5 separate regions of the Mus musculus genome follow, and regions 1, 2, 3 and 5 are each linked to region 4. The links are chromatin loops, found by intact Hi-C in ENCODE. Cell type or tissue: left cerebral cortex. All regions are shown on one strand. Region 1 holds the start of Ndufaf6 (NADH:ubiquinone oxidoreductase complex assembly factor 6). Region 2 has its middle 9.6 kb from the start of Gm35429. Region 3 holds the start of Gm46843 (a long non-coding RNA gene). Region 4 has its middle 38 kb from the start of 2610301B20Rik. Region 5 holds the start of Ccne2 (cyclin E2).

Region 1 (5,000 bases), 160 kb before region 4:
ACATACACACACACACACACACACACACATACACACACACACATACACACACACACACACACACACACACACACACATACACACACACATACACACACTTTCTCCTCCTAACACTAGGTAGGAGAGAAAGAAGAATAGAGGAGAGAGAGAAGAGAGAGAGAGAGAGAGAGAGAGAGAGAGAGAGAGAGAGATGTATCCCTGGATCTAATTTCTTTCCTTTTGTTTCTTCTTTGACTTCAGCTACTAACAAACCACAACCAACCTCCCTGATGACCAAGCGCTGTTGAGGTTTGGTCTCATGCTGTGTATTGTAATGCTAAATACTGGCCCCCAAGTCTGGTTGCCCTCAGGGACAAGGAAATCCTCACATACACCAAGTGATGCTATTTAACCCTGATCCTTAATTTAAAACTATTGGTTGGATAAAGATGCCTAAGGCCTATAGTTGAGCAGAAAAGAGGTAGGCAGGGTTTTGGTTCCTAGGCTGGAGATCTGAGAGTTGGGAGACAGAAGGTGAAGGAGAAAACGCCATGGGAAAAGGGATCATGAAAACTGGTCATGAGGGCTGGCCACTCCTAGTAAGAGCAGCCTAGTCGGAATATGGCAGGTATTATCTTAGGGTTATTGACAGAGGAGTAGATACTAACAGCATAGAGGGTGGATATCTGCTAAGCTCTAGTGCTTTAAAGACTTATTATAAATATTGAAGTTTTGTGTCTTTTATCTGGGAACTGAATGAGCTAAGGTGAGGTAGAAACCCTTGATTGAGATTAAAGATTTACTGCAACAAACAACCATTCCCCCTTGCCTCTCTGGGCTTAACACTTATATACCCTCAGAAGGGTTCCCAGAATACCAAAGGTCACACAATCACAGAAACTATTTGCAGCTGGCAAAACCGTACTCTGCTAGAGCACGAGGCAAACCATAGTCAGCTGCTGTGTCAGCCCCACATCCTTACATCTGGGATGTAAACAAAAGTACATCCGTGTAATATTTCTCTGTTTTTTTAAAGAAACCAAAATTCCAGAGTTTGCAAAAGGTCCTCCTTGGAGCTGGAATTACAGGTGGTTGTGAACCACCTGATGTGTATGCTGGGAGCTGACATAGCTAGGCTCCTCTGAAAGTGCTCTTTTTTCTTTTTTTAAAATTGAAAGTGGTTTTTCATACAATATATTCTGGTTGTGGTTTCCTCTCCCCTACCTCCTTGGAGATCACCCCCACTTCCCCGCTAAGTCTACACCCTCTCTTTCTCTCCTTCATTAGAGTACAAACAATTGTTCTTAACCACTGATCCATCTCCCCATCTATCCTTTGAATTCTTTATCTTTTTCCCCCTAACTCTCAAATGCTGGCATTATATGTGCATGCCACTATACCTATAGACTATTCAATTAATAATAGTTGGTAACAACATATCATTTGTAGTATAGTATCATTTTATTGTATTTTAAACTGTTGTATTTAAGTATTTAAATTAGCACATTATGGCATGTACATAATGTATTTCAACATTTGCCTCCCATTACCCTCTTTTGTCTCCTGCCCCTCTGAGCCTCCTTTTTGTCTTCTGAGCTCCTTCACCTCATCTGGTACTATCTTACCATTTTACTGACTGACCCATCTCTCTAGCCTTATACTGGAATTCTAAATTCTCCACAGGCAAAAGGCTTTGGCCTGATTCCTGGCTGAGAGGCTACTTTTCTATCTCAGGTTCACAACTTCCTCTTTTTGTCTTGCTTCAACCTCACTGTGTAGTGTAGGCTGACTTTGAACACTCAACACTTCCTGTCTCAGCCTTCTTAGTGCTGGCGTTACAGATGACAGAGGCAAGTCAGATTTTACAACATCGAGGGACTGTCAATGGGTTAAAGCAGGAAACAAATGACTCCATGCTCTTGGGCTTTTAGAGTGTTGTGAGAGACAACTAACAGCAAATGATATATTGTTACTGTTAAAAAAGAAAAAGGAGCCGGGCGTGGTGGCGCTCGCCTTTAATCCCAGCACTCAGGAGGCAGAGGCATGCGGATTTTGAGTTCGAGGCCAGCCTGGTCTACAAAGTGAGTTCCAGGTCAGCCAGGGCTACACAGAGGAACCCTGTCTCGAAAAACAAAAGAAACAAAAAACAAACAAAAAGAAAAGGAAAAGGAAAAGAAAGCAAAAGGAAAGAAATTAAATTTTGTCTCTGTCTCTCTCCCCCTTCCTCTCCTTCCCCTTTATCCTTAGTGGTTGATAATGGAGGCATAACCTGGTGCATCTCTCAAGCATCTTTGTGTTTTTCTCTTGGAGGTAGAGTGGCTAATCAGTGTACCTGTTCAGGGCTATGCTGGGAGGTCTCTGGGAATGTGTGTGGGTGAATAGTGGGCATTCAGGTACAACAAGCTTCCAGCAGTGCGGTTACAAGTGTCAATAGCGCCCTTGAAGAGGATCAAGAGAGGATGGGGGTCTCTGGGGTGACAGGATGTAACGTCAGTCGCTTCTTTAAAAAGCAGGCACCCATCCCTTTTGGCGTTCTGGGGTTCTGTGGGAGTGGACGCTGGAGAGGACAACCAAGTCACCAATGTGCAGGATTATAGCGACACCTGGCTCTGGTCTGAGTGGCGTCCTTCCTTTGCGGAGTTGCAGAGATCTGCCGGGGGCGTGGCCACTTTCCGGGGGGCGTGGCCTCAGGGTCGGAGGGCACCCGAAGCGGGTGTCATGGCGACCTCCATGCTGGGTTCTGTCCGCGGCCCAAGGCCATTCGGTTTGGCTAACCTGTTCCATCGCCAGCCGCCTCGGGATGCGTGGGAACGTGTGCGGCGCCTGCCGGGGCCCTCGGCGGTCCGGCGCAGCGTGGCGGCGGCCAGCGGGCCAGGCATCCCCGGTTCCCACCTCTACTGCCTGGAGCTGCTGAGGTGAGTGGCCGCGCCCGGGGGACATCCCCGAGAGCCCAGAGCCTGTGGAACGCAGAGCGCTGAACCCCGAGCCTGGGGCTGCGTCCTCCGGGTCCTGCGTTCTGCTGGGCTCTGTGCCCGTGCTTGGAGAAGGAGACCGCAGGCCTGTTCACGTGGCTCAGCACATCCTCTGCCTGAACCCTAACGTTAATGGACCCTACAACCTTTGCATGCATAGCACTTTTTATTCATGGACAGCTAGTGACTTTAACACCGTTAACTGGCTTTGGGCTCTGTGTGCTGCACTATTAAAAGTAATTCACGGGGCCTGCGCATTTTTAGGTCCATTGGTAGGGTGCTTGCCCAGCGTGCTTTGGATAAACACATCTCACAAAAGTTGGCACACTCACTTTTGACGCATCTTCTTAGGAGGTACTGGCCAGAGGTTTAGATTTAACTACAAAGCAACCTCAAAGCTAAAATTTTGTTTACAAAAGTAAAGTCCAAAGCAGCTTATTTAATTCTCCTTTCAAGTTGTGATTCCCATCAAGGGAGTTTAAGAGTTAGAGCATTAAGAGCTGGAGAAATGGGTTAGCGGTTAAGAGAACAGGCTCAGGTTTGATTCCCAGCCCCGACACGAGATCTAATGCTCTCTTCTGGCCTTCTTGAGCACCAGGTAAGCAGTGTATAGACATATGTGTACGCAAACACTCATACACATAAAAATAAATACAATTTTTAAGATGAAGTTTAATAATTTCAAGGGAACAAGGGATTTGCCAGAGATTTACAAGAACAGCCTCATGACTTGTGTTTTGTTCACCTGGTGTCAGGAAAGACATCTGGGATTTCCTCTGTAGACATGTGTGGGGGTTGGGCCTGATGGGAATTGAGCCCTATGAATAATCTATGGCTTAATTACATCCACCCACACCGCCCCTGCATTTTGCCCTCCCTGCTAACAGCAGTTATCCGGTATGGTTTTTGTTTGTTTTGAGACAGGGTTTTTATGTAGCTGTGGTTGACCCTGTAGACCAGGCTGGCCTGGAACTCCTTCTGGTCTCTGCCTCTCAAGTGTCGGGTCTTTTTTGTTTTGTTTTGTTGTTTTTATTGTGTGTTATTTTTATTTCACGTGTATGCGTGCTTTGCTTGTGTGTATGAACTGTGTGCATGCCTAGTGCCACCGATCAGATTTTCTGGAACAGTTGTGAACCAATGTGATGTTGGGAATCACACCTCTGGAAGAACAGCTCTTAAGTACACAGCCAAATGCCTGCTTTGAAGGGCTTTAGAGTGTAACTAAAATAACTAAATCACCTTGGATCTGATTAGGGAAGCAAATCTGAGAAATGCAATTGCTTCTGTGTTTGCCAAGAGTTTCAGGTTCCCCTGACTCTGACCAAGTACTGAGTTTACAAGCTTTGGCTGTCAACCTGCCATGTTTGGTTGCTGTTTTCTTTATGGTGCTGGAGGCTGAGCTCACAGCCTGGCGATGCTAGACAAGATCTGCCCCACTGAGCTATATGATAGCCATCATAGTCCTAGACAGCTTCTCACATGTTTTCAAAAGCTGCCCTTGAAATCATGAAATTGTGGACTCGCCGTCTCTTGCTGTAGACGCCTGAGTATGCACCATACCCATTCTCTGGATACTCAAATTTCTGTAGACTTTTGCCAAACTTGTTTCTGGTATTCTTTTGACAATCAGTCTTTCCATTCTTTGAATCTTTGCTTTATGTTTAAGATGTCATTAGCTTGTTTTATATTTTCTCTGGCCCCAGCTTGGGACATCACTCTTTCAAGAGTGCCTGGAGTTCTTAGGAACCAATGTCCATATTTAGGTAATTGTGTTTTTTTGTTTGTTTGTTTGTTTTGTTTTTTGGTGGTGTATTTTTTTTTTTTTCCGAGACAGGGTTTCTCTGCATAGCCCTGGCTGTCCTGGAACTCACTTTGTAGATCAGGCTGGCCTCGAACTGAGAAATCTGTCTGCCTCTGCCTCCCAAGTGCTGGGATTAAAGGCGTGCGTCACCACACCCGGCTGGTTTTATTTTTGACGCCAGGGCTGAGTGGGTTATTTGTGCTTCTAGGTTCTTTTAGCAAATGCAAAAACACAGACACACATTGTTT
Region 2 (5,000 bases), 140 kb before region 4:
TGAGCCACAGCCTCGGTTGTTCAGCATCAGCTCGGCTGTGACTCCATATCAGTGGGAATTATACTAACAGGATTGCTCTGAGCAGCCATCAAGAGGTTGTGCATTTTGTTTGTTTGTTTGCTTTTTTTGAGGCAGGATTTACTTTGTCTGACTTGGCTACCCTAGAAATTGCCAGGTAGACTAGGCTGGCCTTGAACTTCTAGAACCTCTGCTTCAGGGACTAAAGGTGTGTACCACTACACCCAACAGGAAATGTGCATATTTTAAAAGATTTATTTCTTATTATATGTAAGTATACTGTAGCTGTCTTCAGACATGCCAGAGGATGGCATCAGATCTCATTATGGATGGTTGTGAGCCATCATGTGGTTGCTGGGATTTGAACTCAGAACCTTCGGTGCTCTTAACCGCTGAGCCATTTCTCCAGCCCTAGAAATGTGCATTTTTAATTTATTTTATTTATTTACTTATTTTGTTTTTCCCCAGACAGTATTTCTCTGTGTAGCCTTAGCTGTCTTAGAACTTGCTCGAACTCAAAGATCCACTTACTTCTGCCTCCAAAGTTCCAGGAGTCAAGTGGCTAAATTTTAGATTATAAAACACTTACTGGTTGCACAGATTAAAAGTATTTACATGGCTGCTCTCTAGCAGATTAGGATGATGAGTGAGACATTCCTGTGACCAGGTTTGTGGCAAGTCCTTCCAGCTTTTTCCAGGCTCTTATTTCTCCCATTTCCGTGGTTCTTGGCAGGTGACTCTAGTCTTTGTTTTAGCTATGAATTAGTGTTTACTTTAGTTGTGCATTAGTAATAGTTTAAAATAATACAGTTTTGCAAATAAAATCCAAAAGAGAACGTTGGAAGGGCAAGGCTATAGGGCTCGAGTCGCCTTAGCCTTCCCAGTGCCTTCTGATTGACAGCACCTGGGAGTCATTGCATGGGTGCGTGAGGGCCCAGTTGCTTGTGTCAGCAAGTATTTGTTTGATTCTGGTGCTGCAAGGCTGTCTCCGGGGAGTCTTCCAGCTAATCCTCAGAGGCAAGTACATGGAAACGGGACTCACTTCTTGGGATTCTGAAGCAGCCTGGGTTGAAGAGTTCCCGAGTCTTTGTTAGCATTGTGGCCAGTGTTTGGAGATAAATTTGGCAGCAACTGCTAAATATCTTGGCTCCTGCCAAAGGGTCTTAAAGAGAGCAGAGACTCGGCTGAATCCTTAGTGGCTCAGCAAACACTTGAGCACTTTCTAAGATGCTTTGATTTGATGTTACAGACTTGATGAGCTGAAGTTTCCTCAAGGCTAAAATGAGAGCATCATTTAGTGTTGTTAATTTCCTGGCATGAAGAACTCTCTTAGTCCAAAGGAAGGAAGGAAGGAAGGAAGGAAGGAAGGAAGGAAGGAAGGAAGGAAGGAAGGAAGAACACCTGTAATCCTGGCACTTAGGAGGTGGAGGAGGAGGACCAGGGTCACCAGGGTCATCCTCTAGTGAGTTTAAGGCCAGCTAGCCTAGATGAGACCATGCCTCAAAAATCCAAAAATAAAAGTAAATAAAGGTAGGCCAACTTCTAAAGGAAAGTTTGTGAATACAAATGCCCATATCCTCTGGCCTGGTGAAACATTTTGAATTAAGATCAGAGAACTGGTGTTTGCCTTACCCATTTCAGCAAACCTCCAGGTGCCCTTGGATTCTAGCTGTTTTAGTTGGTACAAATTTAATTTTTTTTTAAAGACACTAGCCCAATTGATGACTTGACCAGGAAGATCCTCAGATTGTAAACACTACGCAGACAGTTAAAGTAAAACAAAGCATTAAGCCTACTGTTTGTTTCCATAACAAGACTGGGCAAGAAGCCACACAGGGAACTGGGATTGACTGAAATGGGTCAGAAGGAGGCAGACTGGCCACTCACCTGCTTCTCCTTATGATGAAAATTACTGTGTGGTAAACATTATTTCCTAAAAATTAGGGTCCTGGGGCTGCCTTACAGAGGGCCTGGGTTGAGTTCCCAGGACCACATAGCCCACAACTGTGCCTACCTGGTAACAGGTGATCTGAAGGCCTCTCTGGCCTCCGAAGGAACCAGGCACTGTGTTGCACATGCATACATGCAGGCAGACCAATCGTACACATAAAGAGTTTTACGAAGGTCCCTTCAAGCAGTAGGATGGTGGGAGGCAGGCGATTGCTGTGCGACTGGCTGACAGGTGACCATGACATCACACAGGCCACTTTTTATTCAGGGTCAGCAGGATGCTCAATGGTGAATGCACTCAGAGTTCAGGCAGAGCCTCCAGAGTTCAATCTTAGAATCCCTGACGGGAGGACAGGATGGCTCCTACACGCTGTCCTGTGACCTCCACACACATGCGGTCCCACGCACATAGTGCACACACATACACACACACACACGTGACAGCTGAGTGAAGCATACAGTATTCAAGAATCTCGATTGCTGGCTACAATCAGAAAACAGGCTGAGAGGAAGGATAAGTAAGTCAGAGGACGCAGTAAGGGGTTTGGCGTTTAAGATACGTATTTTGTATGTGCGCTCATGATTATTGTTTACAGTGTTTCTAATGTAAGCATTCCTTGGATAAACAATGCCTTTTGACTCAGAGCTAGGAAGTCCTCGTTATTTAATGAGCCTGTGGGCTGACTTTTTTTTTTCTCTTGCACAAATCCTGTTTGCCTTTGAGTCACCTTTTCTCATTAAACATCCCTGCCTGGCTTCGCTGTGCCAGGCTTCGCTGTGTTTTCTATTTTATTTTTAATCCTGACCCCTCTCCTGGAGGCTCAGTTATGTAATAATGCTCTGTGTGTTTCAGCACAGGCCGGCAACATGAACTACTCAACGACCAAATTCAAGAGCTGTATAAGCCTGGAGTCCTTTTATAGGCGGGCAGGATTCCATAGGAACTCCACATTAATGATTCAGAAAGCTGTTTCAGTAAGTCTATGCTTGTTTCTTGGGGCAGTCGTCTATGCGATACTAATTTCCAAATGCACTGCGTTCTCCTTCCTTAGCAGAAGGATGCTGCTGCCATCCCTCACTTGTAGGCTGTGTGTGGCTGATTGAATCCTGCTCTCTTAAGATATTGTGAAACACTGAATATTGTTGTTTTTACACAGCCTACTTCTTGTACTCATTACAGGAATATTGGGGCCAAACAAACACAGTAGAGGATAATTATTAAATGTTTTAAAGATTTATTTATTTTATGTATATGAGTACACTGTCAATCTCCTCAGACACACCAGAAGAGGGCATCAGATCCCATTACAGATGGTTGTGAGCCACCAGGTGGTTGCTGGGAATTGAACTCAGGACCTCTGGAAAAGCAGTCAGTGCTCTGAACTGCTGATCCTTCTCTCCAGCCTGAGGATAATTATTTTTTAAATCAACCATTTCATAAGTAAGAAATAACCACCATTAAATGAATTAAGTCCTCCCCATTTTTTTCTCAACATACATGTAACATTAAAAATGGTATCCAGCTAGGCACTGTGCCACATGTCTATGATCGCAGCACTACCAAGGTAGAGGCAGACACCTTGTCTCAAATCCAACTAACCAACCAACAAAATAGCTGTGGAGGAGAGCCGGGTATGGTGGACATGCCTTTAATCCCAGCACTCTGAAGGCAAAGGTTGGCAGATCTCTGTGAGTTTGAAATCAACTTCGCCTACATAGTGAGTTCTAGGACAGCCAGAGCTACATAGTGAGACCCTATCTTGGGAAAAAAAATTAGCAAAACAAACAAGGATGAGGGGTAAAGATGGACAGACGGAAGCCTAGGGATGAAGAAGAGCAGGAACTGCTTGTGAGAGGACCAGAGTTGGGCTCCCAGCACTGCAGGGTAGCTCAAAACCACCGCACTCCAGCCCCACAGGCTCCTGCCCTCATGTTCAGATATACACATAATTAAAATAAATATGAAAAATAGATGGAGGGGAAGATGCTAATATAGGCACACAAAAGCTTTAAAATTTTTCAACTGTATTGTTTTTGTTTTTGTTTTTTCAAGTTAGGTTTTTTTTTAGCCCTGGCTGTCCTGGAACTTGCTCTGTAGACCTAACTGGCCTTGAACTCACAGAGATCCACCTGCCTCTGTTGACCCAGTGCTGGGATTAGAGAAGTGTGCCTCCACCCACCTACTGGCTTTCAATTGTCTTTTAAAATGTTTTAGTGGGGCTAGTGAGATGGCTCAATGGGTAAGAGCACCCGACTGCTCTTCCAAAGGTCTGAAGTTCAAATCCCAGCAACCACATGGTGGCTCACAACCATCCGTAATGAGATCTGATGCCCTCTTCTGGTGTGTCTGAAGACAGCTACAGTGTACTTACATTAAATAAATAAATAAATAAATAAATATTTAAAAAAATAATAAAATAAAATGTTTTAGTAAGTCTGATGACCAAAGTCCTGTCCCCCAAACCCGAGGTGAAGAGGGAGAACCAGCTGACCCCCAAAGCTATCCTCTGACCTTCATGTGTGTGCCACACTTCATGTCCCCCTCATCATGCACACATACGCTAATAATAAGCTATAAAAATTGATTTTGTCTTTTTGGGGTTTGTTTTTGATAAAGTTTCCCTGTGTAGCCCTGGCTGTCCTGGAACACACTCTGTAGATCAGGCTGGCCTCAAACTCAAAGATCCAAAATCGACCTGCCTCTGCCTCCCGAGTGCTGGGACTAAAGGTGTGCACCACCACAGCTCAGCTGGTGTAGAAATTTTAAAGAAGGAAATTGTATTACTCAGGCTTCTTTAGAATAACAGAACGTATAGAATGTGTGTGTGTGTGTGTGTGTGTGTGTGTGTGTGTGTGTGTGTGTGTGTAGAAAGGGGATTTATTTAAGAATAACTTAGTCTGTGGTCCCGCTAATCCAACAATGGCTGACTGTAGCTGCTCAGTCCATGAGGCTGGATGTCTCAGACTGCCTTCAGTATACACTGGAATCCTGAAGAGGTAGGTTGTAATGCCAGTGAAGGAATGGACGTACT
Region 3 (5,000 bases), 110 kb before region 4:
CTTTGTCTCAGTTATTTTATTGCCCAGTTCCTGCCAGCCTTTGCGTTTTCATTCCTTTGTTTTGTGTAAGAGTCATTAAGCATCCGCATCCAGTAACCTCATTTGTACCTTGCCGATGTGTCACCTAACTTCCCTATTTTCTTCTGTATAAAAAGTTTGATGCTCAATTTGACAAATTACACTCAGATTCTACACAATCTTGTGTGTTGGTCTGTCATTCCCTCCAACTCCTTGCCCATCTGCACCCAGAGACCCATTCCATGCAGACAAAGGGACCCAGAGGGTCTGCGGCAAAGAAGCATTGTTGTAGTTGATTTAATGGTAAAAATCTTAAAACCTCAGCAGGGGCATGGTGGCTCATGCCTTTAGTCCCCAACACTCCAAGGGTAGAGACAGACAAATCTCCAAGTTCCAGGCTAGCCTGCTCTTCAAGGCAAGTTGGAGGACAAGCAGAGCTAACAGAGAAACTCTGCCTCAAAAACAAACCAAACCAACAAACAAATGTCAAAATTTCCTTTTAGACAAAGAGATTATTTTTTGTACATCTGCACTTGGGAAAGATAATGTTTCTTGGCTTTTTGAGTAACTGCATAAACAGTGTGTATGTGGTATGACGAATTGTGTGTGCATGTGCATGTGTGTGTTGTGTGTGTGTTGTGTGTGTGTATGTATATATGTGTGTGTGTGCATGTGTGTGTGTTGTGTGTGTGTGCGTGCATGTGTGTGTGTGTGTGTGTGTGTGTGTGTGTGTGTGTGTGTGTGCTTTCTTGTGGTGCTGGGGATTGAACAGAACACTGCCCATGTGCTAGGCATGTGCCCTACCTAATACTGAGCAATATCCATGCTCCCTAGTGAGCTTTATTTATCTTACAAAACATGCTAATTGCTCATCAACCACATTTATAAAGATGCACAAAATTATTAATCAAGAGAAATGTACATATACATTTTGCATTTTTTGTTTGTTTTATGAAATGGGGGTTTCACTTTATAGCATTGTCTGGCCTGGAACTCCCCAAGTAGGACCAGGCTGGCCTTGAACTCATAAAGATGTTCCTGCTTTAACCTCCCAAGGGCTGCGATTAAAGTATGTGCCACCACTCCCATCCTTGCATTTTTTTTTAAAATTTATTTTATGGGCCTGAGTGTTTTGCCTGTGTATATGTCTGTGCATCATGTGTGTGCCTGGTGTCTGTGGAGCCAGAAAAGGGTGTCAGGTCACTGGGATCGGTGTTGCACACAGTTGTGGGCTGCCATGTGTTGCTGGGAACTGAAGCTAGGACCTCTGAAGAGCAGCCAGTACTCATAACGGTTGAGCCATCTCTCCGCTCCCCCGAACCCTGCACCCCACATCCGCTGACATGTTGATAGTCCAGGCTGGACTTGAACACGTTACAGAACTGAGGAAAACCCTGAGCTTCAGCTCTTCTAAGGTCTGTGTGTTTTGTAATTTTGCATTTTGAACAATGTATGAATATGGCTCATCTGCTCACAACCATTATAACCATGGAATTCTCTTTAGTACACCTGTATGTTATTGTACATACTCGCTCTCTCCATGAATGTGTGTGTGTTATACTATTTTTTCCTGTGTGACATGACTTATAAAATAGTCTATTGCATTTTTACATTTCTCAAATAAATCTCTTCTTAAAATGTAAATAAGTCTTTTAAAATAAATTTGAATTTTTCCCCAGAAGTGTAATTTTAGGAATTTAATTGTCTTGTTATCTTAGACTTAAGGATATTGGACTTTCATATTAACATTTTGGATTATGATATTTAGGATTATGTCTTTTGCCTTTATGGCTCAAATCTGAGTAGAGATGATTCTAAATAATTCAGATATGGAGAACACTTAGGGCTGAGGCAGAGTACTCGAGGGAGGAAAAACTCTGCCACCTCAGTCCCCCAACCTGGAATGAAATCTTGATAGTGTGGTACAGAGCACAGCTGTGTTTTATGACTGACAGAAGTTGCTGCCACGAGGCAGTCCCTCATATATGAGGTACAGTCCCTGATATTCCCAAGTTGTTCGTGGAGAAGTGTCTTTCTAAAGGTAGCGGGGGAGGTGCCCGTTAATCTGATGAAACAGAAACAGCCAGGAGCCAGAAGAGCCGTGGGTGTCGCAAGAGCTGGGCACTGCAAAAGAAGCTGCGCTGGCACAGAACATACCAGAACCAGAAAGCAGAACCCTTCCTTCCGCACTGTCTCCCCAGCGCCCTCTACTGTCAAGAGTTCCACATCATGACAGCTGCACAGGAGAAATATTTAAAGACCCAGCTAAATTTTGGCTGAGCAAGGTGAATTTTTAGCGGAGACTGTACATCAACCACTGACAGACCTACGCATTCCTCTCCCCGCTGCGAATTCTGCGCTCACCCTTTATAATCGGAAGGCCCATGCCCCAGCTGCATATGCCTTTTTCACCGAGAAGGTCTAAGACCCAGGCCTGGGACTTTTCTTCCAGCAACCCTAGGAAGAAGCATTGTGCCCTCCCAATGTGGCACCAGATTGTTCCAGATTACGTTTCATTGACTCTGATATAGTAAACACACGTCATGGGTTTGTTTCTGAGCCACTTCTGGTGTGAGGTGGCTTTGCCTTTCCAACAGGCGAGCGGTATCCCACTATTGGAGGTTGGAGTGACCAACCCCCATGTACAATCCGTGTAAATGGAGAAAATTCCAAATACCACATGAAGGAAGGAAGGCTGACAAGCAGTGGAGGTTGCTGGAGAAGAGAAGGTAGACAGACAACAAACAGTCACAGCACTCAAAGGTAAAGTGGACATTTCTGGTTTCTTTGGAGACTCAGGTTATAATGCTGTTTTGCTGGGGCAGACCAGTGGAAGAATGTGTTGCTAAAGCAGACATGTGAAAGACCGTTTTCCTGAAGCAGACACAGGTGAAAGGATGCGTTATGTTTAGAGAGACTATAAATATGAGCCCAGACAGTGGGAACGGGAGCACTGATTCGCTTTGCTCCTCCACAGTCTTTGTTGATGACAGGCATGTATGGGTTTGCCTTATACTTTGTTGCTGAGCTTCGCCTGTGGTGACTTCATAGAGAAAAACTCACCAAAGAACTTCTCCTTAGATTCCTGCGGCTTCTTGCCACTCGTTCAGTTGGGGAGCCGTGTGGTTTTGTCTGAATTGAATTGCTCTTGCGGATTTGTGTGTGGTGTCTGTGGAGGACAGCAGTGGCTGATTTGTGTTTGGTGTGTTTGGTGTGACTGGAATGAAAACAACGAAGACTGGAATCTCCTCAAAGAACTATTTCTAAACAGGTCCACTTCCCTCGTATCCTAATAACCTTTCTTTTCTACTACCTTTGGTGGGCGGTGGGCTAGACTGGAGGTTGAACCTTACTAAAGAAGGTTGTGGAAAAGATACGCCTTCCCAAAGACTTCCTGGGAAGGTGGTCTGGGCCAATCAGAAGTGTTGAGAGAATGAGGTGCTAAGTAATAGAATCAGGAAAGGAAAGAGGGGAGACTGGGCTTTCTGGTGCGTGTCTTGCCTCTGTGAGGCCTTTTGTTTCCATGATTTGTCTGTTTGGTGCTGAGGGGTAGAACCTACAGGTTCTTGCTAGGCCAGCATTGACCTGTGTCCCCTAACCTCCTAGTTTTTTTCATGGACTGTTCTGCTCTACCTACAGATAATCTGAAGTTGTGTTTCAACATGGGTCTTCTCTTCTTTATATACCCATTCCTTCCTCCACTTGCTTTTTGTTTGTTTTATTTTTTCAAGACAGGGTTTCTCTGTCACCCTGGCTGTCCTGGAACTTGCTCTGTAGACCAGGGTGGCCTCAGACTCAGAAATGCATAGGAATGTTGAGATTAAAGCTGTGAGTCACCACCACCCAGCATTTCCCTCCCTTCCTTCCTTCTTTCCTTCCTTCCTTCCTTCCTTCCTTCCTTCCTTCCTTCCTTTCTTTTTTTCTTTTTCTAAGACAGGGTTTCTCTGTATAACATATCCCTGGCTGACCTAGAATTCACATAGATCCACTTGCTTCTGCCTCCCCAGTGCATGCTGGGATTGAAGGCATGTGCTACTGAAAAGGTCAGCTCAGGAACTTTGGAAGGTCATGGAACACTTGCTCCTCCAGAAGGGAGAGGCTAATTAACATTCCTCAGACCTGGGAGAGGAACAACCTGCGGGTGGGGACACATTCCAAAGGATGGACCCTTGCCCACCTTCAGACAAGGGAAGTCCTTGCCACTTCATTCCCTAAAGACTAATCAGTTTTAGAAGTCACACTGTTCTGCCAATCACATTGTGCCTAATGCTGCTGCACTGAAAACTGTATAAAAAGCTCAATGAAGGAGCTGTGTGTGGTTGTCACTTCACCTTCAGTGCAGGACGACCCCAATGCATTGGACCAGTAAGTTCCTCTTGCTTTTTGTATTGATTCCGGCTACATGTGGTTCACTCAGGTGTTCCCAGTAACCTAAGGCTCATCAGAGTCTTACACTACCATGCCCAGCTCCCCTCTTTCTTGAGAGAGTTTTTCATGCCCATAGCCCAGACCCTTTTTATATAATCTAGTCTGGCCTCAACAACCCTACTGCCTCAGCCTCCACATTACTGGTATTATGGGATGAGCCACAAACCCAGTTATCTTTTTTCTTCTTCAATTTCCTCCTCTTCCTCCTTCCTTTTCTCCCTCTGTTTAAATCTATCTATCTATCTATCTATCTATCTATCTATCTATCTATCTATCTATCTGTCTGTCTATCTATCTTTGTTACTGTGTAACACAGGCTGGCCTAACCTCACTATGTAGCCTGGTCTAGCCTCAGCTATCCTTCTGCTTCAACCTACCAAGTTCTGGGATTATATACACAAGCTACTGAAAGAAAATAAAATTTGAGACCTGTGATTCATGTAATTTATGTCAAATAGCCCAAAGAGTTGTTTGTGAGCTTTGAAACCTGGGGCTGAGAACATAGCAGAACAGGCCAGGACATGCCAGGGTAGGCTGGTCGTTAAGACATTCCC
Region 4 (5,000 bases):
CCCTCCATGGACTCTGCATGAGCTTTTGCCTCCAGGGTCCTGCCCTGTTGGAGTTCCTGTCCTGACTTTCTTCAGTGATGAACAGTGATGTGGAAGTGTAAGCCAAGTAAACTCCTCCCCAACTTGCTTTTTGGTCATGGCATTTTGTCACAGCAATGGAAACCCTAAGATAGGGTGTATGTTTCTGAAAGGCTGGCAGGACTTCTTGCGTTGACTGGGGAAAGAGAGGTAGAAAGAGGGATGCAGAGGCTAGGGGACTATCTGGAGGGATCTGTCTTGGGTAAGGAAGGCCACACCTGATAAGCAAAAGGGAATAGAATTAGGCAGGCTTAAAAGAAGGGTATGGCAGCAAAGAAACTCTGGTCCTGGCTGGCCTTGATTCCCAAGACTGTTATCTTACAATGTTATATACCAACTATGTCTAGAAGCATGTCCTGTTAGCCTTCTGAGCCTGTGGGTTCTTCGGTAAAATGGAGAGGCTGGAATGACGACCTGGACAATGTGACTCCCAGTTCTGGTGTTCTCTAAGTACTAACCTTCTCTCCATGGTTCCTCTGTGAAATGAAGGGACGCCCCATTCAGAAAAGGTGTGAATGGCACCAGCCATGTGGTAGGTGCCTTAGGACACATGGAGCTTAAGCACCAAGAGCTGGAGTCAACCCAGCTCTCAAGGGCACGCACAGTTCCACCCTGAGTTTAGACATCTGTGGAGAAAGCAATGGGTTAGCCCGGTGTGCAGCCTCCACCTTACCTCCCCTCCCCTCCCCTCCCACAGTGCCTTCCTCTTCGGGCACTCTCATTGGCTGGAGGCTTTGAGACCTGCAGATTGTCTGGGGAGAGGCTGCTGGCCTTCACCTTAGAGATTCTCACTGCGGAGGGGAGACCCCACCTAAGGAGCTCAGTTCTTAGTCACAGGGTGGCAAATTGAGACTAGCAGCATGTGAAGATGCAGGTGTGGGGTCACTTGGGGTCAGGTGGCTGATCTGTGGCGCTGGAGGATACATGTGGGATCCTGGGTCTAGGATATTGTCAGGGTTTAGAAAGCAAGGACCTTGAGTTCAGGGTCTGATACCATGGCAACTGGCTACAAGCACAGGTACTGAAAGGGACTTAGTTCCTGGCATCCAGCCCTTCTGTAGGGCAAGAGCATTAACAGTGGCTCATGGGCAGGAGGAAGAGGCCTTTCAAGCCCTGCAAGACCCCTGCCCAGTGTTTGTGCTCATTTCTGTAAAATCCAGGATAGACACCAGGTAAATAGTGCGTGTCATTTGGGGCGGTAGAGTAATTTCTGATTTTCTATGCATTGCATTCTTATTTTTTATTTTCTGCAGTAATTATAAAACCTTAGAAACAAAACCATACCATTGCACCCTTGGATTGCATGTGCTGAACACCCATGTTCAAAGGTCACGAAGAGATGGTCTCCTGGCCTCAAAGGCCTGTCAGCACAACTCTGCCAACCTCAGCATCTTGGACTCCAATCACTTCTTGTAATGGAGGAGTCACCTTATTGCTGTCCCCAAGTCTCCCTAGGTTCCCTGCAGTGCTGCAGGAACAGACTGGTCAGGTGAGTCAGCTAACTTGTCATATTTTATTTCCACGCTGGCTACAGGCACATCTGGGCAGAAAGCATCACCAAAGACCTCGACAAGACTTGCTAAAGTGATGCTTACTCTTTGTACCTGCAAACAGTTGTGTGGATTAGAACAGGGCATTTTGCCCAGAGGAATAACAACAGCCACTGGGAACAACAGCAGGTGGGATCTGATGAAAAACAAAGAAACAAAGAAACAAACATAATGGGTGTTTTAAAACTCTAGGCACTTTTCCCCAAGAGACCAAAGCCTGAGAACAGTGTGATTCTTGGTGCAGGTCTGCCCCCTACAGGCCAGATTCTCAATTGACTGGGTTACTTCTGTAGGGCCAGAATAGTAGGTCTAGTTCTCTGCCGCCCCGTGTCTGTTTTTTTTCACTGTGAGATGTTTCCCCAGGTAAAGTACCTTCAGGGCCTCCCTCTTTTGCCAGCTCCCTCAGCTAGGAACGTAACCTGGCGACTCAACCACACATTGGCTGCAGTAAGAATTTTAGACTATAGAAGTTTTAAGAGACATGTCTTCCCTTTCCTATCTAGGAGTAGTGTGTATTTCTAGCTCATGTGTTGACATGTATGTAGCAAGGCAGTTTCCATTTTGGTCACATTAGAGTCAGAGATGAGCCACAAGTAGATCTGTCCAGATTTGTCTTCCAGATTTAAAATAGTGCAATGCTTCAAGTATGCCTATGGATTCTAATGCCTGGTTATGATGGGGTCAAAGACACTGGACCTAAAAGACAAGTTACGATCAATCGTTTGGAAATGACCTGTTTCACTTAGCCCTACCTGTCTGATCACTAGTGCCTGCCCCTGGGCCCTCTTGCTATACACCTGGTACAGAATGATAAGCATTTAAACATTCACGTGTGCTTCGAGTGTTCCCTTCAGATGGGTCATGTTGGGTCTCCTGTTATCAGATGAAGCTTGGTGGGGCCAAAACATTTTGTGTGCTGGTTTGAATATGCTTGGCTCAGGGAGTGGCACTATTAGAGGTGTGGCCTTCTTGGAGTAACCTTGTTGGAGGAAGTGCATCACTGTAGGTATGAACAGTGAGACCCTCTTCCTAAGCACGTGGGAGCCAGTCTTCTCCCAGTGGCCTTCAGATGAAGATGTAGAACTCTCAGCAACTCCTGCACCATGCCTGCCTAGATGCTGCCATGCTTCTTGTTATGTCCGACCAGCAGCTCACATATCTGGGTTCTGTTCTGGGAAGGCATCTTGGAATCTGGAAGAGAAGAGGGAGCTAGGCGGACGAGAAAAAGATGAAGCTAAGACAAAAATTCTGATCAAAGCTCAATTTTACTAATTCGCTCACCGAGTTATGAAGGAGGGGAAGGGGCCCGATTCCCGCCAAATCATCTTGGAGTAAGGTTGCAGGTGAACACCTGGTAGCTCCGGAACAGCTAGTTGGCAGGCAGAGGCAGTGGGAGTGGCAGGACGATAGGGTGGCAAGCTCCGCCCCATGCTCTCTAACACTGAAACCTGAGCAAACAGGTTTCAGGCTGGGGAGGGGAGGTTACAGCTCCTGGCTTGATAATGGACTGAACTTCTAAACCTGTAAGTCAACCCAGTTAAATGTTGTTCTTAGTCAAGGTGTCTTTCATAGCAGTAAAGTCATAAGCAACAAAGGTTCTCTCTAGACTAATGACAGAATGTTATCTTAAATGTGTGCATTTTTACATTGATCAGAAAGCAAACATGGTGTGCTGGGTAGTTTTATGTCGGCTTGAACAAGCTGGAGTTACATTAAAGGAGGGAACCTCAGTTCGGAAAATGTCTAAGATCCAGCTATAGGGCATTTTCTTAATTAGTAATTAATTGGGTACCATTTTGTGTGGTGCAATTCCTGGGCTGGTGGTCCTGGGTTCTATAAGAAAGCAGGCTGAACAAGTCATGATGAGCAAGTCAGTAAGCAGCATCCTTCCATGGCCTCTGCATGAGTTTCTGCCTCCAGGTTCCTTCCCTCACTGCTTTTGATGATGAACCGTTCTATAGAACTGTGAATGAAACAAACCCTTCCCCCCCCCCCCCCCAAGTTGCTTTTGGTCATGAAGTTTCATCGCAGCAATAGTAACCCTAACTAAACATTCAGTTATACACTAGAATAAAGGGGAGACGTTTTAAATAGCACTGATGCTGGACTTGGGGCCTGGGTATTGGCACTTCTGAATGTTTTCCCGTCAACCAGTCTAAAACCATATTACTGTAGAAATGCTGGGGTCACACATTTGTGTTGCTGCCTCTGACTTTTTATGTCCACTTCAGAGATCTGAACCTAGGTCCTAAGGCTTGTGTAACAAGCACCTTTATCCACTGAGCCATTTCTTTTTTCTTTTTCTTTTTTTCTTTTCTTTTCTTTTCTTTTCTTTTCTTTTCTTTTCTTTTCTTTTCTTTTCTTTTCTTTTCTTTTTTTTTCTGAGACAGGGTTTCTCTGTATAGCCCTGGCTGTCCTGGAACTCACTTTGTAGACCAGGCTGGCCTCGAACTCAGAGATCCACCTGCCTCTGCCTCCCGAGTGCTGAGATTAAAGGTGTGTGCCACCATGCCCGGCTCACTGAACCATTTCTTGAGTGCTGAAATGACAGGCTTCAACTAGTGTGCTTGAATGTTTAAAAATTTTTTAAAAGAACAGCATTCCTATAATTGAAGCTAGAAGATTAAGTCAAATTCTCTCTTTACAAATGAACTCAGAACACAGCGGCTTCTGGTGTGCCAGGGAGCAATAATGTCTGAGACAGACTTCTTACAGCACCAAGAAATGATAAAGGGTTGGCCTTAATCTCCCAAGATGGAAAGCAAAGGGAAGAAGAGTCTGTGTCACTACGCTGTGGTGGGTGGGGGCAGCAAGGCAGTCAGGACTCTACAATGCTTCTTGGCACTTTTGGTCTCAGGACCCTTTTACAGACTTTAAAAAAAAAAATATTTACTTATTTATTTTATATATGTGAGTATATTGTCACCGTCTTCAGACACACCAGAAGAGGGCATCAGATCCCATTACAGATGGTTGTGAGCCGCCATGTGGTGGCTGGGAATCGAAATCAGGACCTCTGGAAGAGCAATCAGTGCTCTTAACTGCTGAGCCATCTCTTCAGCCCCCCTTTTATACTCTTAAGAACAGGATCCCCAAGAGCTTCTCTGTGGCTACAGAAACATGACACTAGAAATTAGGAAAAGAGTGAAAATACATAAACTTAAAAATCTGCCCCATGCACACAAATTCTTATAATTATTTCTATGGCAATAAATGTATTTTCTAAAATATATGTAAAAAAGGATGATATTTATTTTGCATTTCTGCCAATTTCTTTAATATCTGGCTTAATGGAAGGCAGCTGGACCTTATCCCCCTGCATTCATCTCTTTAGTTCAGTTGTTTTCGTTGAAGCCTTAGAAGAAAATTGGC
Region 5 (5,000 bases), 280 kb before region 4:
TACTGTTCATTTAAAAATGTTCTAATTTTAACTAGGCAAATTTAAGCTACATTTTAAAAAGTAGTTCAGTTCTGCTATGTCTAGAAACATTTACCAAGCAAGTTAAGTAAAACCCAAGTTTGGGTTTTAAGTATATCACTTGCTATCATTTGCAAATATCTCATGTAGAATGATACATGCTTACTTTCAGTAAGTGAAGCACTAAAAGACAAACAAACCCCCCCCCCAAAATCAAGTTTCCATATTTTATATTAAAGTCAAAAGAAAATACCTGGCATTGCTTTAATTCTACCACTTTTAATGTTTAGCATAAAGTTACTAAAAAATTTTCTTTACCTTAAATCTGGCAGAGGTGAGGGATTAATAAAAAGATTTTTAAATCTGTAATTTGTAAATCTAGAGAAGTCACTTGTTCCTATTTCTTTATGGGGTGTTTCAATGATAATGCAAGGGCTGATTCCTCCAGACAGTACAGGTGGCCAACAATTCTGTCATTTCAAAACAGAAAGAGAAAAACTTGTTAGTGCATTAAGAAACCTTGGCTTTTGTTCTACAATTTCAAATGATAGCCAATTTGATGTTCGTATTTTATTTTTGTTTTGTGTTTTGTTTTTTTCGAGACAGGGTTTCTCTGTGTATCCCTGGCTGTCCTGGAACTCACTCTGTAGACCAGGCTGGCCTCTGCCTCCCAAGTGCTGGGATTAAAGGCATGCGCCACCACGCCCAGCCCTGTATTTTATTTTTAAAGCCATATAATTCATATTAGTCTTCTTAAGTTAGATAACGAAGCCTGGTAATACAAGGTAATACAATACTTAATGTACTGAAATAATAACATGCATTTTAATGTAAAGTGAAATAATTTTAAGACTAGTTCTCTGAATCTAGAAATTCTAGCAAGGATACTTTTTTAAAAAATAGCTCTTTTTAACGTGTTTTCTAATACTTGAATGTGAAAACATCAAAAAATTTAGTCAAGTGGAATCACTTAGAGAATCTTTTTGAAAGAATTACCATCTCCAAGTAAACACATAGGAAGGGATCCCAAAGCCGGGTTGCCAAACTGACAGTGATCTCACATCCTTTTTATGCCACTCATTAGCTATTAGGGCCCTCCACTGTAGTCTGAAAATGAACAAAGAGCAGTATATAGGCAGACCTAGTATACCAGCCAGCTCCAAAAGGGAGGGATTTACCAAAGGGAACCAGCTGCTTCTAAGCCATCTACACTGCAGCTGTAGGACTCAGGCTTATATGAACCTCCTTCAAGTTCACCTCTAAAGTATCAGAATCTTCCCACTATAAGGCAATAACACATGATTCCACTCTTATTCTTCCCCAGCCCACCCTGTCCAGTTCTGCATTACCCTAATCTCATACTGATGCTTCTTGGTGATCTCCTCTTTTCTTTTTTTGACATCCTGAAGAATAGAAAAGAACATGTAAACTAAGGTTTCAGCAAGGAATATTTTTCCCTTTCTCCCTCTTTTTCCTTAAATCACCTGTGCTGTTTTTCTCTTCTTGGCCTGAATTATCTGGGTTTCTTGCGGAGAGTCTGGCTGGTTGGGCTGGGCATGTTGCTTAGCTTGTAAACGGCTACTGTGATGAATTGTAGAAAGGAAGCTTAATTAGTACGTCATATATTTCAAAAGCAGCAGCTAATTTTGAAACATGTCTCCAAGACTAACACTGTTACCTGCGTCTTGACATTCTCTTCAAGGACTATGAAACCTCTAAATAGGGGAGAAGAAAAACAAAATCAAGAACATAGTCATCCATAATCTTCAAGTTCCAAATTAAAACTGATTCAGAAGTTACCAACTAACGTTACTAGAAGGTGGCCTAAACCTTTAAAAATAAAACACTGCACTATTTTCTGAAATACACTCGCTATCTCAGTAATTTTACATTCATGCTTTCATTTCCTTAACTGTACACTGGGAACGCGAGTGCGTTCAGGAATTTGCAAAGTCCCCTAGCACCCTTAGATGATCATCTGGGCCATTCATGCACTCCCCAGGACAACCAGGGTGGGAAAGGCACGTCCTGGCCTCGGCCGCCAGGCGCCTGGACGAGCCTCCAAGAGCGGGCTGTGGAGAAGCCGGTTCCGCGCCAATTTGGAGAGCGGCTGTGGCGGGGAAGCAGGGGGTGGAGGGAACCTTCTGGTGTCACGTCCTCCAGGCTCCTTTCCCTCCTTCCCAGCCCCACCCGGCGGGCAGTGTCGCTTGCAGGGGTGACGGGACCCCAATTCCAGAAGAGCAGAAGGAAAGGGGGGGGGGAATTAAAGGAGAAAACCGTGCTTAAGAATCTCTCCGTGAAGTGATCCCACCTTAATCCTCTCGCGCGGGAGACCTTCCCCAAGTGAGGATGGACAGAGAAGCTCCCAGAGAAGCTTTGCCGTGGCCTCTCATTTGGGGACACACTCCATCCCCTGCCTCTGCTTGGCCTCCTGACAAGAATCCTGACAGGGACCAACCTCGGGAACCCCTGAATTCCAGTCTCCTACTTCTTGTCCCACCCCCGCCCCCCATTTTTCCTCTCCCATGGCTCCCGCCAGACGTGGTTCCCTTAGCTCCCGCATGCCCCTGTCCCCAATACCTCCTCACCGCCAGACCCTCCACAGCTCGGCTCAGCTGGCGCCGGCGCCAACTCAATATATAGGCCGGGCCCGGACCGCCCCGCACGCATGCGCCGCAGACTGACACCTCGGCCGGCGCCTTCCCCTCCCCCACCCGCGCCCGCCCAGCTCGCCCGCGCGCGCCGCGCCCTGCCCTCAGTGCGCGCGGACGGGCTGGCGGGCGGGCGGGCGCCGAGTGGCCGTACGGCTGCCCTCCTGGACCGTGCTCCTCCGCCCCTCTCGGCGCTTCACCTGCGCGCGCCGCGGCTGCACGGCTCAGAGGCTCCTCCCCCATGCTGGTTGCCCACCACAGGCTCCCGCACGCCTTCCAGTTCGCGCCGGGCCCCCTCACGGTGGCTCTTAGATCTCGGAGTGTCAGGCTACGGTTCGGCTCCGCGTTTTGGCAGAGGCCTTGGGAGGGCTGGGGTGGGGAACCCCAAGTCTCCTCAGAGGCACGGGGAGCGGGAGCCTAGGGCCCACCCCTCCGGGAGGAGCCGGCCAATGGCAGGAGAGGACGGCAGCACAACGTGGAGCGGCCGCAGAATGTAAACACGCCGGAGCGCGCCGCCCGCCACGTGCGGAGCCGGAGCCATCCGCCGGGCGACGAGCGGGCGGCGGCGCACAGGAAGGTGCCTCAGCGCGGCCGGACGAGGTACGTGGGAGCCTTGTCCCCGCGCGCCGCCGAGCGGCCACTCCGCTCTTGCCTACGGCTCCCTCCCAGAGCCCGCGCGGGAAATATTGGCGCCGCGCGCTGCCTTTCTCCTCAGACGCCTGTTCCGGGCGCTGACCACCTCTCGGGACTCCAGCGGGCGCCCTCCCCGTCCGCACGCACGAGCGCCGAGGCTCTGGGGACCTGGCCGGAGAGCAGGACGGTCCGCACCACGTGCGCGCCCGGGCCGCGCCGCGCCGCGCCGCGCCCCGCCCCGGCCCTGCCCGGCAGCCAGCGCGCCCTGCGGAGCCCGCGCGAACTGCCTGCGCGGGAGCGCCTCCCGCCTGCGAGCGCTGCCGGGACGTGGCGGGCCGCCCCGCGCCGCTCCTAAGCCCCGGGCTCCGACTACCTCTCGGCGCCCTGCGCACCCTCAGGCCGGGCTTGCGGGTGACACGGCACACACAGTCCCGTGGCGCGACGCCGCTTGGGGAACAAAGACCACCCCCAGGCCGCGGAAGCGCAGGAAGGGCTCCCGCAGGCCGGCGGTCCCGCGCTTAGCCATCCTGGTCCGGAGTGAGCCGGTGCGAGGGCGCCAAGGACAGCGGCCGCGCGGCCCGGCCCTTCCCGAGATGCACCTGGAGGCCTCCGGCCGCGGTGGGCCTTTTGTGCCACGCTGTGGTTAAGAGCCCAGGAAGGCCCTCGTCACACTTCCCGGGTCTTCGCATGGTCCTTCACACCGGCTAAAGCTTACTTTCCCAGCTTTACACGTAGACAGGATCAGAGGAGACCCAGTGCCTTGTCTAGGCCTAAGGAGCGTTCACCCAACCCATAATTGCTTATCAAGACTGGGGGGGGGGGGGGGAGTTACCTCCCTTTGCTGGAGCTGTCGTCTTGTACAGCTTGAGATCTAACCCGTTATGGCAAGAAAGCAGAGGTGTGTTATCTGAGTGGAAGTAAAACTGATGGCCTACAGCCCCGCTCCATAGTGACTTCAAGACCAGCCTAGATTATGTGAGACACTGTCCTAAAAGTGCCAACTGGTGGCCTATGTAGGTGAACTTGGCCAGGATACACTGAAAACGAGGGCTGTCGTTTACATGGGATTGGTCTTAAGTATCATAAGTCCAACCGCATAAGTTAGTGTACGTACGTCATTAAAAATGTACTGTGGGCATATCTAAGTATTACGTGAACAGAGTAGCCATAGGAAAAGCAAAATTAGAATGATTGAATCAACGAAAACTAAGATAGCAAGCTGGCAGTGGTGGTGCACACCTTTAAGATCAGAACTCAGATGGCAGAAGCAAGGGACCTCTTAAGTTTGAGGCCAGCCTCTGCTATAGAGTGAGTTCCAGGACAGCCAAGGCTAGGCAGCAAAACCCTGTCTTGAAAAACCAAAAATAAATTAAAAAGTAAAACAAGGTACTTACAAGCCTTTATACATTCAGAATGGGAAGTATGGTATGTTTTCACATGTAGAACCTACAGCTCAGTGGTAGAGCACTTGGCCTATCATGGGTTTGATCCTCAGCACTTGGAAGGCGAGACATGAAATAGGGGACTATTTGTAAAGTAGATAGTGGGAGGCAAATATGATCAAACTTTTATGCAGGCATAAAATGTTAAAATGAAACCTTTCTATATAGCTAATACATACTGATAAACATCAAATTTGAAAATGTACAGAGACTCCATATTGACCAATCATAGAGTTGATTAATAAATACAAGCTAT

Evidence for each region. A loop is a pair of places that touch in the nucleus more often than their neighbours do. Peaks named below come from ENCODE experiments on the same cell type or tissue, not always from the same donor. Only the 100,000 strongest peaks of a DNase experiment are listed, where the experiment ranks them.
Region 1: a loop joins it to region 4, with 2.7 times the contacts of the local background. A loop is called at or near these places in 23 of 42 quality-filtered maps.
Region 2: it touches region 4 in a loop (2.9-fold over the local background); 12 of 42 quality-filtered maps call a loop at or near these places.
Region 3: a loop joins it to region 4, with 3 times the contacts of the local background. A loop is called at or near these places in 19 of 42 quality-filtered maps.
Region 5: it touches region 4 in a loop (3-fold over the local background); 8 of 42 quality-filtered maps call a loop at or near these places.

Annotation. Positions count from the first base shown.
Region 1 is chr4:11,073,874-11,078,873 of GRCm38, reverse strand. It overlaps Ndufaf6 (NADH:ubiquinone oxidoreductase complex assembly factor 6), which reads left to right and starts at 2,669. Exons shown (of 9, transcript NM_001085493.2): 1 at 2,669-2,894. The coding sequence starts at 2,698. In left cerebral cortex, a CTCF peak has its summit at 2,583; DNase peaks (open chromatin) are centred at 2,632 and 2,981; H3K4me3 peaks cover 1,281 bases; H3K27ac peaks cover 793 bases.
Region 2 is chr4:11,045,348-11,050,347 of GRCm38, reverse strand. It overlaps a transcript of Ndufaf6 not described here. Among named protein-coding and RNA genes, the nearest start is that of Gm35429, 9.6 kb to the right of the region's middle. In left cerebral cortex, no CTCF peak of the experiment used is centred here; DNase peaks (open chromatin) are centred at 1,089 and 2,841.
Region 3 is chr4:11,023,652-11,028,651 of GRCm38, reverse strand. Gm46843 (a long non-coding RNA gene) reads left to right here and starts at 1,952. Exons shown (of 2, transcript XR_001784238.1): 1 at 1,952-2,781. In left cerebral cortex, a CTCF peak has its summit at 2,224 (motif pointing left); a DNase peak (open chromatin) is centred at 2,176; H3K27ac peaks cover 823 bases.
Region 4 is chr4:10,909,690-10,914,689 of GRCm38, reverse strand. No RefSeq gene overlaps it. Among named protein-coding and RNA genes, the nearest start is that of 2610301B20Rik, 38 kb to the right of the region's middle. In left cerebral cortex, a CTCF peak has its summit at 1,894 (motif pointing left); a DNase peak (open chromatin) is centred at 1,881.
Region 5 is chr4:11,189,414-11,194,413 of GRCm38, reverse strand. It overlaps Ccne2 (cyclin E2), which reads right to left and starts at 2,705. Exons shown (of 12, transcript NM_001282943.1): 1 at 2,599-2,705; 2 at 1,697-1,733; 3 at 1,503-1,599; 4 at 1,368-1,421; 5 at 337-488. The coding sequence starts at 1,710. A630034I12Rik (a long non-coding RNA gene) reads left to right here and starts at 3,184. Exons shown (of 3, transcript XR_001784240.1): 1 at 3,184-3,269. In left cerebral cortex, CTCF peaks have their summits at 2,051 and 3,308; DNase peaks (open chromatin) are centred at 2,376, 2,725, 3,153, 3,900 and 1 more place; H3K4me3 peaks cover 2,652 bases; H3K27ac peaks cover 1,045 bases.